Linked DNA regions of Homo sapiens: region 1 is linked to region 2. The links are chromatin loops, found by intact Hi-C in ENCODE. Cell type or tissue: CD4-positive, alpha-beta T cell. All regions are shown on one strand. Links, peaks and the distances in the headings refer to the core of each region. The heading gives the core; the rest is flanking DNA.

Region 1 (5,372 bases), core at 128-5,127, 310 kb after region 2:
CTCAGTTTCCTCATCTGTAAAATGGGTGCTTGGAACAAAAGGATATAAGGTCCCCATTAGCCACTCATTCGCTGACACTTATGCCTTGTGCTGCATGGTTCAGAGGGCACAGAGCTGACCCCAACAGTTTCTGCCTCCAGAGAGAACCTTGTCTGGCTGGGGAGACAGACCCAGGAACAGCCATTACAGTGCAGGGTTTGTAGGAGCCACTTAACTCTGTTGGGGTAGTAGAGGAAGGCTTCAGGGAGGAGGTGACATTTGAGCTGGACTTTGATGGATGAGTAGAAGTTTTCTGTTTAAGAAAGGGTGAAAGAGCATCCCATGCAGAGAGAACATCATGGTCAAAAGTACAGAGGCATGAAGGGCTATAGCATGTTCATGGAGCTATGAGTTTGTGATAACCAGAATTCATGCAGGAAATGGAGAGAAGGGAGTTGGCAGGGCCTGATCTTGAAGAGCTTCTATTGCCTGATTAAGGAATGTTAGCTTTAGCTTAAGAGTTTGGTAGTGTTGAAGGGTTTAAGCTGGGGAGCGAGGTGCTCTGGTTGCTTTAAGAGAATCCCTGTGGCTGCCACGTGGAGAATGCAGCGGAGAGTGCAGGATGGAAGTGGGGAGGTGCTGCAGTCATGCAGGAGAGATGATGGTGGCTGGGGGAGGTGGAGGTGGGTGGCAGGAGCAGATGGGGAAGAAAGGCAGCATTGGCATTGGAAACCACATGGGTGTAAAATTAACAGGGCTCCGTGCTTGCCAGATGGGGCGGGTGAAGGAGGGGTCCGGAATGAACAGGAGGTTTGGAGCTTGTGTCTGGGTGAGCGTGGGACTGGGGGTGGGGGTGGAAAGGGAGGAGGCTGGAGCAAGATGCTGAGTTAAGTCCAGAGTGTGTGTGGGATGGAGAGGGAGCTTGGATAGGAAGCCTGGGGACTCGAGGGTCTGCAGCTCAGGGCTGGAAAGTCGAAGGCGGGTGTCAGCAGCAGTCTGTGGCGGGGGGAACTGAGCTATAGGAGAAAGAGTGGGTGGAGGGAGGAACAAAGAGGGATATGGGGCAGAACTTTCTGCCCCAGAGAGGGGCAGTTGGCTTACCAAGGCCACACAGCAAGTGAGAGTCAAGCTGCAGGGGTCTGAAGTCCTTGTCCCCCATGTCTCCTTACCTCAGGCTGGCTCTGGCCCGTGTGTCAGGAGCCTGCTGGCTACTAGGGATAACTAGGTCCTGGACTGTCTGCCTAATCAAGTGATTCAAGTTAGGCAACAAAAGTTTACTGAGCACCTACTGTGGGCAGGCATGGTTTTAGTTACTGGGAATACAGTGGTGAACACAAGATCAAAATTTCTAACCTAGTTGACATTCTAGTGAAAAAGACAGTCAAAAACCAACGAAAACAAATAATAAAAAGTATAATTTCTGGTACCATGATTAAAAAGTAAGGCTAGTGAGTGACAAGGGTGCTATTTTGGACTGGGAGGTCAGGGAAGGCTTCTCAGAGGAGGTGACATTTAAACTAACATCTGAAGGAAGTGAGGGAGTGAGCCGTGCAGATAATCAGGGAAGCATGTATAGGCAGAGGGAAGAGCATATGCAAAGGTGCTGAGGCAGGCATGTGCTAGGTGTGTGTGATGACACCAGTATAGCCAGAGCCAAGGGAGTGACGGGGAGGGTGGCAGGAGATGTCTCCTGCTGAGTCAATCAGTGCCCCCTGGCAAGTCCTGTCCTGTTAGGTGGTAAAGGATTTACAGGGTTTCTTCCCAGGTCACTGGCCCCTTTGCCCAGAACTATTTGCCTCCGGCCTGAGGCCTCATGCTCAGCCCTCTGCCCCCAACCCCCAGACTGGTGCACTCAGGCCCCTCCAAGGGCTCAGTGCCCTACGATGCAGAGCTCTCTTTTGCCCTGCGCACGGGCACGCGTCACGGTGTGGACACTCACCTGTTCAGCGTGGAGTCACCGCAGGAGCTGGCTGCCTGGACCCGCCAGCTTGTGGATGGCTGTCACCGGGCCGCCGAGGGTGTGCAGGAGGTGTCTACAGGTGTGCTGGGAGGATCTGGGAGTGTCCCTCTGGTAATAAGCCTCTTATCCCCAGGGGCATTCAAGCTTCCTTCTTTAGGGCACTTCAGGAGGGGATAGAAAATGGGGTTTGGAGGTCAAGGTGGGTGGATCACCTGAGGTCAGAAGTTTGAGACCAGTCTGGCAAACATGGCAAAACCCTGTCTCTACTAATAATACAAAAATTGGCCAGGTGCGGTGGCTCACGCCTGTAATCGCAGCACTTTGGGAGGCTGAGGCGGGTGGATCACTTGAGGTCAGCAGTTTGAGACCAGCCTGGCCAAAATGGTGAAACCCTGTCTCTACTAAAAATACAAAAATTAGCCGGGCATGGTGGTGGGCGCCTGTAGTCCTAGCTACTCGGGAGGCTGAGGCAGAATTGTTTGAATCTGGGAGGTGGAGGTTGTAGTGGGCCCAGATTGTGCCACTGCACTCCAGCCTGGGCGACAGAGCAAGACTGTCTCAAAAAAAAAAAATAATAATACAAAAATTAGCCGGGCATGGTACTAGGTGCCTGTAGTCCCAGCTACGCAGGAAGCTGAGGCACGAGAATCACTTGAACCCGGGAGATGGAGGTTGTGGTGAGCCGAGATTGCGCCCACTGCACTCCAGCCTGGGTAACAGAGTGAGACTGTTTCTCCAAAAAAAAAAGGAAGTTGGGTTTGGGCCCTCTGTTTTGGATGTGCAGGTGCCCTAGCAGGCAGAGACTCTTCTCCCTGGGGTTTTCTTGCCCCAGTTTTGTCAATCTGCTGGTGAGGATGTGAGAGATGGCACTTGGGGTAGGGTTGCCAGAGGAAATAAATACAGGACACCCAGCCTCATTTGAATTTCAGGTTAACAATGAATACTTTTTTCACAGAAGTATGCCCAAATTAGTCATTGTTTATCTGAAATTTAAATTTAGCCGGGTAACTCTGCAGGTCTCCAAGGGCGGTGCTTGGTAGATCTGATGATGCCTTTATCAGCAGTGAGCCTCCTGTCCATGGCACATTTTAAGCTCCCCCTTTCTACTTGTGCTGCTGGAAGTGGGACTGGAAGTGGGTGTAGGTCCTCTGAGGGTGGGGGTGATGACTCTCTGCAGGGTGGGTGTACTGGTGCCACGACAAACAGTGAGCCTCCCATCCCTGGAGGCATTCAGGCCCCACTTTGTAAGCTGCGGTGGGGGTTGGAGGTTGGGGTGTAGTCTCTGAGGTGCCAGCTGTGCCTGTACCTATGTGCCCTCCCTGCAGCCTGCACGTGGAATGGGCGTCCCTGCAGCCTGTCTGTGCACATCGACAAGGGCTTCACACTGTGGGCGGCTGAGCCAGGTGCAGCCCGAGCTGTGCTCCTGCGACAGCCCTTCGAGAAGCTGCAGATGTCTTCAGATGACGGTGCCAGTCTCCTTTTCCTGGATTTTGGAGGTGCTGAAGGCGAGATCGTGAGTGAGGGGCTGCCTCTGCACCCTGGGGAGGAGGGGGTGTGCACTCTCGGAGGCCAGGCTGGCCAGGGCCCTGACTCTTCTCTCCATCCACCCTCCAGCAGCTGGACCTGCACTCGTGTCCCAAAACCATAGTCTTCATCATCCACTCCTTCCTGTCGGCCAAAGTCACCCGCCTCGGGCTGTTGGCCTAGAAGTCGCCGGATGCACTAGCCCTGAAGAGGGGTGTCCATGACATGGCCTGAGCTGGGCCTCCACCGACTGCCTGCTCACCCCTGGGCTGAGGGAAGGGAGAGGAGAGGAACAAGGGCCTCCGAAACCCCAACCCTGAGGGAGACTGGATTGGTCTTGGGGCCCAGGACCCAGACGCAGGACAGAGTGGACTCTGCCTGTGATGGGGTGGCCTTCCTGCTGCCCCCCTCCACCAGTGCCTTTTGCAGAGAGATATTTTGTGTACACAGAAGCCATTCCGAGTCTGGGACCTGCCCCTGTGCGGATCCTGACCCCAGCCAACAGCTGAGCTGCCGGGCCTCCTCGAGGCCCCTAAGCCACCCCCAGAGGTCCCATCTGAAGCTGGAGTACCCTGGGGTCAGCAGCAAGAGAAAGAAGAGGAGATTTTCTGTTTGTTTTTCCCCTCAGCCCTGCCACCGTGGGGAGTCTGGTTTTTCTCTTCATCCTGTCTCTCTCCTCCTTACTCTTGGATAAATAAACAGCCTGTGAGCACACAGGCAGCCCGGCCCAGTGTATGTGGTCTGTGCCTTGGCCTTTGGGTCCTGGGGTGGCCCCTGCAGTCCCAAGATGGACCAGACCAAGGACTAGGGCACCTTTCCCTGGAGAAGAACAGACCTTTACTACATGGGCCAAAGACAGTGTATTGGTTATCTATTGTTGTGTGACAAATTATCCAAAATTTGCAGCTTAAAATGACAAATATTCATTATCTCTTAGGTTCTGTGGGTCAGAAATTTGAGAGGGGCTAAGCTGGGCTGTTCTTGTCTCAGGGTCGCTCATGAGGTTGCAGTCAAGTTGTCGGCTAGGGCTGCAGTCATCTGAAGGCTTGACTGGGGCTGGAGGATCCATTCCAATACTGCTCATGCACATGGCTGTGGGTAGGAGGTCTCAGTTCCTCACCATGTAGGGCTAACCCTAGAGCTGCTGCTTGAGTTTTCTCATGATATGGCAGTTGGCTTTCCCCACAGTGAGACAGAAGAGAGGGCAAGGAGGAAGCCACAAACAGTGCCTCTTATGACCCGGTCTTGGAAGCCTTACACTGTTGCTTCTGCTTTGTTCTATTCATTAGAAATGAGTCACTAAGTTCAGTCCACACTCAAAGGGAGGGGAATTAGGCTCCACCTCTTGAAGAAAGGAATGTCAAAGAATTTGTGGACCCATGTCAAAGCCATCTTAGAGAGCTTCAGGACCCTTTCCTGCAGAAGGGAGGTGGAGTGGAATGTGTTTGGTACTTCGGAAACTGCGATGTGCTGGCTGGATGTGAGTGGGCAGTGGTTATGACTCCCTACCTAAAATCACAATGACAATGGCAATGATGGAGAACTTTTTTTTTTTTGAGACGGAGTCTTGCTCTGTCACCCAGGCAGGGTCTCATCTCACTGCAACATCCACCTCCCGGTTCAAGCGATTCTCCTGCCTCAGCCTCCTGAGTAGCTGGGATTACAGGCGCCCACCACCATGCCCCACTAATGTTTTGTATTTTTAGTAGAGATAGGGTTTCACCATGTTGGCCAGGCTGGTTTTAAACTCCTGACCTCAAGTGATCCTCCTGCATCAGCTTCCCAAAGTGCTAGGACACCGTGCCAAGCCCAGAACTTTTTTTTTTTTAAACTTTTGAAAGGTTCAGTTTCTTTAATGTAGCGACAAGATAAAACAAAGATGATGTGCCTGGTGTGATGGCTCATGCCT
Region 2 (5,372 bases), core at 314-5,313:
CATCTCTACTAAAAATACAAAAAATTAGCCCAGCGTGGTGGTGGGCACCTGTAGTCCCAGCTGCTCGGGAGGCTGAGGCAGGAGAATGGCGTGAACCCGGGAGGTGGAGCTTGCAGTGAGCCAAGATCGCACCACTGCATTCCAGCTTGGGCGACAGAGCGAGACTCCGTCTCAAAAAAAAAAAAAAAAAAGATGGACTTTCGCTCTGGTTGCCCAGGCTGGAGTGCAGCGGCGCGATCTCAGCTTACTGCAACCTCTGCCTCCCGGGTTCAAGCGATTCTCCTGCTTCAGCCTCCTGAGTAGCTGGGATTACAGGCACGTGCCACCACGCCCGGCTAATTTTGTATTTTTAGTAGAGACAGGATTTCTCTGTGTTGGTCAGGCTCGTCTCGAACTCCGACCCCAGGTGACCCACCCACCTCACCCTCCCAAAGTGCTGGGATTAAAGGCGTGAGCCACCGTGCCCGGCCACATTCCTCATACTTTTAAGCACTTCAGTTTGACACAGGGTCTCAGTCACCCAGGCTGGAGTCCAGTGGCGTGATCACCGCTCACCGCAGTGTTGACCTCTCCAGGCTCAGGTGATCCTCCCGCACCTGTAGTTGGGACTACAGGTGTGTGCCACCAGGCCTGGCTAATTTTTGTATTTTTAGTAGAGATGGGTTTTCGCCATGTTGCCCAGGCTGGTCTTGAACTCCTGGGCTCAAGAGATCCACCCACCTTGGCTTCCCAAAGTGCCGGGATTACAGGCGTGAGCTACCTACCGCACCTGGCAGAGCTTCAGTGTTTTTTTGTTTTTGTTTTTGTTTTTTAATTTTTTAGAGACGGGGTTTCACCATGTTGGTCAGGGGTGGTCTCGAACTCCTGGCTTCAAGTGATCCGCCCGCCTCGGCTTCCCAAAGTGCTGGGATTACAGGCATGAGCCACTGTGCCCAGCCAAGGAACTTCAGTGTTTTTAAGAGGATATTTTAATATATTATCTAACATAGTCATTATCTTCAGAGGAAGGATGAACTGAATAAAGTAGCCTACCATCACAAAAGAAAAATCCCGGACAACCCAGTTTCAGTGACAAAATAGGCCCAGCACAACTCCCTCCTTCATTGACCTCTGAAATTGTCCCCTGACACTGAGCAAATAACATCACTGGTAAATACCATATGGCCCAAGTACCAGGGGACACCCTCACAAGTCACAGCCACCACTCAGTGTGTAGCTGTTATTCAGTGACAACTCCACATAGTGACATCATATGTTAATGTCACCCATCAATGCTCTCAGAGATGACAACCCAAAACTATGTGTTGCTTAAACAAGCAAGTGTTGAGTACCCACCATGTGCCTAGTGTTGGGGTTACAGCAGAAAACAAGACAAATAAGATTTCTTCCTTCATAGAATTTACAGTTTGATAAGGGCAATGGACAATGAACACATAGTAAACAAGTCTAAAGTGTCAAAAGTTCTATAAAAAAAAAAAACACATAAGAACCAGGGTGGCCGGGCACGATGGCTCACATTTGTAATTCCAGCACTTTGGGAGGCCGAGGCGGGCGGATCACAAGGTCGGGAGTTTGGACTAGCCTGGCCAATATGGTGAAACCCCGTCTTTACTAAAAATACAAAAATTAGCCGGGCGTGGTGGCATGCACCTGTAGTCCTAGCTCCTCAGGAGGCTGAGGCAGAAGAATCCCTTGAACCTGGGAGGCAGAAGTTGAAGTGAGCTGAGATCACACTACTGCGCTCCAGCCTGGGTGATAGATCCGAGACTCAGTCTAAAAAAAAAAAAAAAAAAAAAAGAGCCAGGGTAATGAGTCAGAGTGGACAGTGCTACTTCAAATTGGATGTCTCAGAAAGTCTCTCTGATGAAGTGGCATTTGAGCTGAAACCTGAAGGATGAGAAGAAGCCCATCATGGGAAGAGCCCAGGATGGCGAATATCAAGCAGGGAACCAGCAAGTGCAAAGGCCCTGAGGTAGAAGGGTTCTTGGCCCAAGGAACAGAAAGGAGGCTGTTTGGCTGGGAAGCAGTGAGGTGGCAAGTGCTGGAACGTGGGGTCAGAGGGAGAGGCACGGACCAGATCACAGGAGGTCTTCTCTCTTGGGCCTTGGGGAGGAGTTTGGATTCTAAGAATAAGTGGACGCCGGCTGGGTTCACGCCTGTAATCCCAGCACTTTGGAAGGCCGAGGCAGGTGGATCACCTGAGGTCAGGAGAGCAGCCTGGCCAACATGGTGAAACCCCGTCTCTACTAAAAATACAAAAAAATTTGCCAGGCATGGTGGTGGGTGCCTGTAGTCCCAGCTACTCAGGAGGCTGAGGCAGGAGAACTGCTTGAACCCTGGGGGGTGGAGGTTGCAGTGAGCCGAGATCGCGCCACTGCACTCCAGCCTGGGTGACAGAGCGAGGCTGCATCTCAAAACATACATACGTACATGGAAGCCATTGAGGGGCCATGTGACTGACACTCTGGGAAGATCGCTATGGTAAAGGATATCCCAGTCAGAACTATCTCGCATAAAGATGGGGCCCTGCTCCTCCCTGTATCATCACCTGTCGCCCATCCCATCTCTAAGCAGGGCCACTCCTCATTCAGGAGCCCTCCTTCCAAGTACACGCCTCCTTCCAAACCCACTCGTGAACCCAACATGGCCCAAGGGAAAGTGCCTTCTGATTGGACAAATCGTGTGTGACCTTGGGCGGAGCCCACTGTGATTGGCTACAAGCTTTCCTTTCTCTTCCAGTCAGACAACTATTTCGATGAGTGCTATTGTCCCATGAGACAAGTACGCTCTCTGATTGGTCTTCCATGCATGAGTGACGCAGAAACAGCCTATAGACGCCACGAGTCGGCGGCGCTACCGAGGGGCTGTGGGCGCGCAGCTGGAACCTCCGGCTGTCAGTGCGCTTACAGTTCCTAACCCCGACCCTGCGCGCAGCCCGCACTATGGCAGCCCCGCCGCAGCTAAGGGCTCTGCTCGTAGTCGTCAACGCACTGCTGCGCAAGCGCCGCTACCACGCTGCGTTGGCCGTGCTTAAGGGCTTCCGGAACGGGGCTGTGTGAGTGGGGCCGTCGGGCCGGGCTGGGGCTGAGGGATGTCCTGCCTGGGGTCAGAGGCGCGAGTTCGAAGTCCGATGCCGCGGTGCTGTTTGCCCTGGAGCAGTCCTCGTGTGTCTCTAAGTCTCGGAGGTCACCATCTGTGCAATGGGAGCTGGATTTTGGCTTGCGCGCCTTCCCAGCTCTGAACTGGGGCTCCCACTGCACATTTTCTGGGTCTTCCAACCTTTGCAGCCTGGCCCTCTTGCTTTGACTCCTCCCATGCCAGCTTCTGTATCCCCTCATTTGGGTTCAGTTCACCTCACCTCTCTGTGTGCCTTTGGGCCTCAACGGCCCCATCTGCACAATGGGGAACTGGACTCTGGCCTCTAGCTGGCAGGCGGATGCCTCCTGTCTATTCTGTCCCCATGAAGCTTGCCCATGGGCTTGCATCCTGCTTCTCACTTCTCACCTGTAGGACTCCAGCGCTAAGTCCCGTTCGGCTCAGGGGGCTCCTGGGACGTGACAATGAATGTAAAAGAAGCTGCAACTATCCTGGCATCTTACCTGCAAGAGAGGTCTTGGGGTCATTGCCCTGGCTGGTGCCTAGAGGGGAGCTCAGTCTCCTTTAAACCTAGTGCATAACAGCCACCATTTATTGAGGGCCTACAGTGCCAGAACCGGGGACAAAGCAGAGAACAAACCAGAGAAAGTGGTTTGTGTCCCCCAGAATTGGCATCCTAGTGGCAACGTGGGATGGTGGGAAGGATGTGGATGCCTTGGCTTGAACCCTGGCCCCACCTACCCGTGTGATCTGGAGGAAGTCATTTAGCCTCTCTAAGCCTCAATATCTGTAAAATGGGCATGGTACTAGTACTTATACTATCAGGATTGAGTCAATATGTGTGAAATGCTTAGCACAGGCTGGCCACGGTGGCTCACACCTGTAATCCTAGCACTTTGGGAGGCCGAGGCAGGCGGATTATCTGAGGTCAGGAGTTCGAGACTAGCCTGGCCAACATGGCAAAACCCCGTTTCTACCAAAAATACAAAAATTAGCCGGGTGTAGTGTCACATGCCTGTAGTCCCGGCTACATGGGAGGCTGAGGCAGGAGAACCGCTTGAACCCAGGAGGTGGAGGTTGCAGTGAGCTGAGATTGTGCCACTGCACTCCAGCCTGGGTGACAGAGTGAAACTCCATCTCAAAAGGAAAAAAAAGAAAGTTTCATGAGGCCATAACTTTATCTATTTTGTTCCTTGGTGTATTACTAGCACCTGGTATTTAGTAGTTTCTGAAATATTTATTGAATGAATGAATAAGTGTGCAAGATCAGAATTGCCATTGTCCCCATTTTCCAGATGAAAAGGCTGTAGCTCAGAGGTAGACCCATTGCTCGTGGCCACAGCACTTGGTCACGGTTGGAGCCGGGATTCAAACCCAAGGATGCCTGGCACCAGTGCCAGGCTCTTGGCTCCCATGGACACTCAAGAGTCAGGTAGAACTGGTTCCCACTGGGTCTGGCCAAGGGCATATCCTTGATGTGCCCTGAGATAACATCAGTAACCCTTTTGCCAAGTTTTTTTTTTTTTTTTTTTTTTTTTTTTTTGAGATGGAGTGTCGCTCTGTTGCCCAGGCTGGAGTGCAGTGGCGCAATCTCGGCTCACTGCAAGCTCCGTCTCCCAGGTTCACACCATTCTCCTGCCTCAGCCTCCTGAGTAGCTGGGACTACAGGCACCCACCACCACGCCCGGCTAATTTTTTTGTATTTTTAGTAGAGACAGGGTTTCACCGTGTTAGCCAGGATGGGCTCGATCTCCTGACCTCGTGATCGGCCTGTCTCGGCCTCCCATTGTGCTGGGATTACAGGCGTGAGCCACCACACCCAGCCTTGGACACAGGTTTGATTCCAGTCTTTTGTTTTTTCAAACAAGCCTGCAGTGAACATTCATGTATATTTGGGGAGACAATAGTATGTGGCTCATGACCATTGTCTCAAGGAGGCTGTCAGGATTTTTAGACCTTGTAGCCTGGTAAGACCAGGGTTGGGTACCTGGAGAACTTAGGGATAGGGGTAGGGGTGGAGGTGTCCAATAAAGAAGAGTAAGAAAAGAAGAGACACTAATATTGATTGACCTAGGAACTTTTATATGTGCGTAACTGCCAAAAGCCATTCTGTAAAATGGAGAATACCTTTTGTTGATGGGAAAAGGGAGGTTCAGAGAGGTTAACTAATTTATCCAAGCTCACATAGCAAAACATGGCAGGGCTTTGGCCCAAATACCACTGTCTTTCTACTATTCATCTGAGTATAGTTAAAACAATGAAAGTAAACATGGTCT

What was found. A loop is a pair of places that touch in the nucleus more often than their neighbours do. Peaks named below come from ENCODE experiments on the same cell type or tissue, not always from the same donor. Only the 100,000 strongest peaks of a DNase experiment are listed, where the experiment ranks them.
Region 1: a loop joins it to region 2, with 2.9 times the contacts of the local background. A loop is called at or near these places in 7 of 110 quality-filtered maps.

Annotation. Positions count from the first base shown.
Region 1 is chr20:33,406,781-33,412,152 of GRCh38, reverse strand. SNTA1 (syntrophin alpha 1) reads left to right here. Exons shown (of 8, transcript NM_003098.3): 6 at 1,822-2,018; 7 at 3,265-3,452; 8 at 3,554-4,196. The coding sequence ends at 3,646. It overlaps LOC124904889 (a long non-coding RNA gene), which reads right to left. Exons shown (of 2, transcript XR_007067567.1): 2 at 1-2,100. Among named protein-coding and RNA genes, the nearest start is that of CDK5RAP1, 7.9 kb to the right of the region's middle. In CD4-positive, alpha-beta T cell, for the core only: no CTCF peak of the experiment used is centred there; DNase peaks (open chromatin) are centred at 2,754 and 3,296.
Region 2 is chr20:33,717,778-33,723,149 of GRCh38, reverse strand. It overlaps PXMP4 (peroxisomal membrane protein 4), which reads left to right and starts at 2,840. Exons shown (of 4, transcript NM_007238.5): 1 at 2,840-3,055. The coding sequence starts at 2,943. RefSeq lists an enhancer at 3,244-3,293. In CD4-positive, alpha-beta T cell, for the core only: a CTCF peak has its summit at 2,896; a DNase peak (open chromatin) is centred at 2,739; H3K4me3 peaks cover 1,605 bases; H3K27ac peaks cover 532 bases.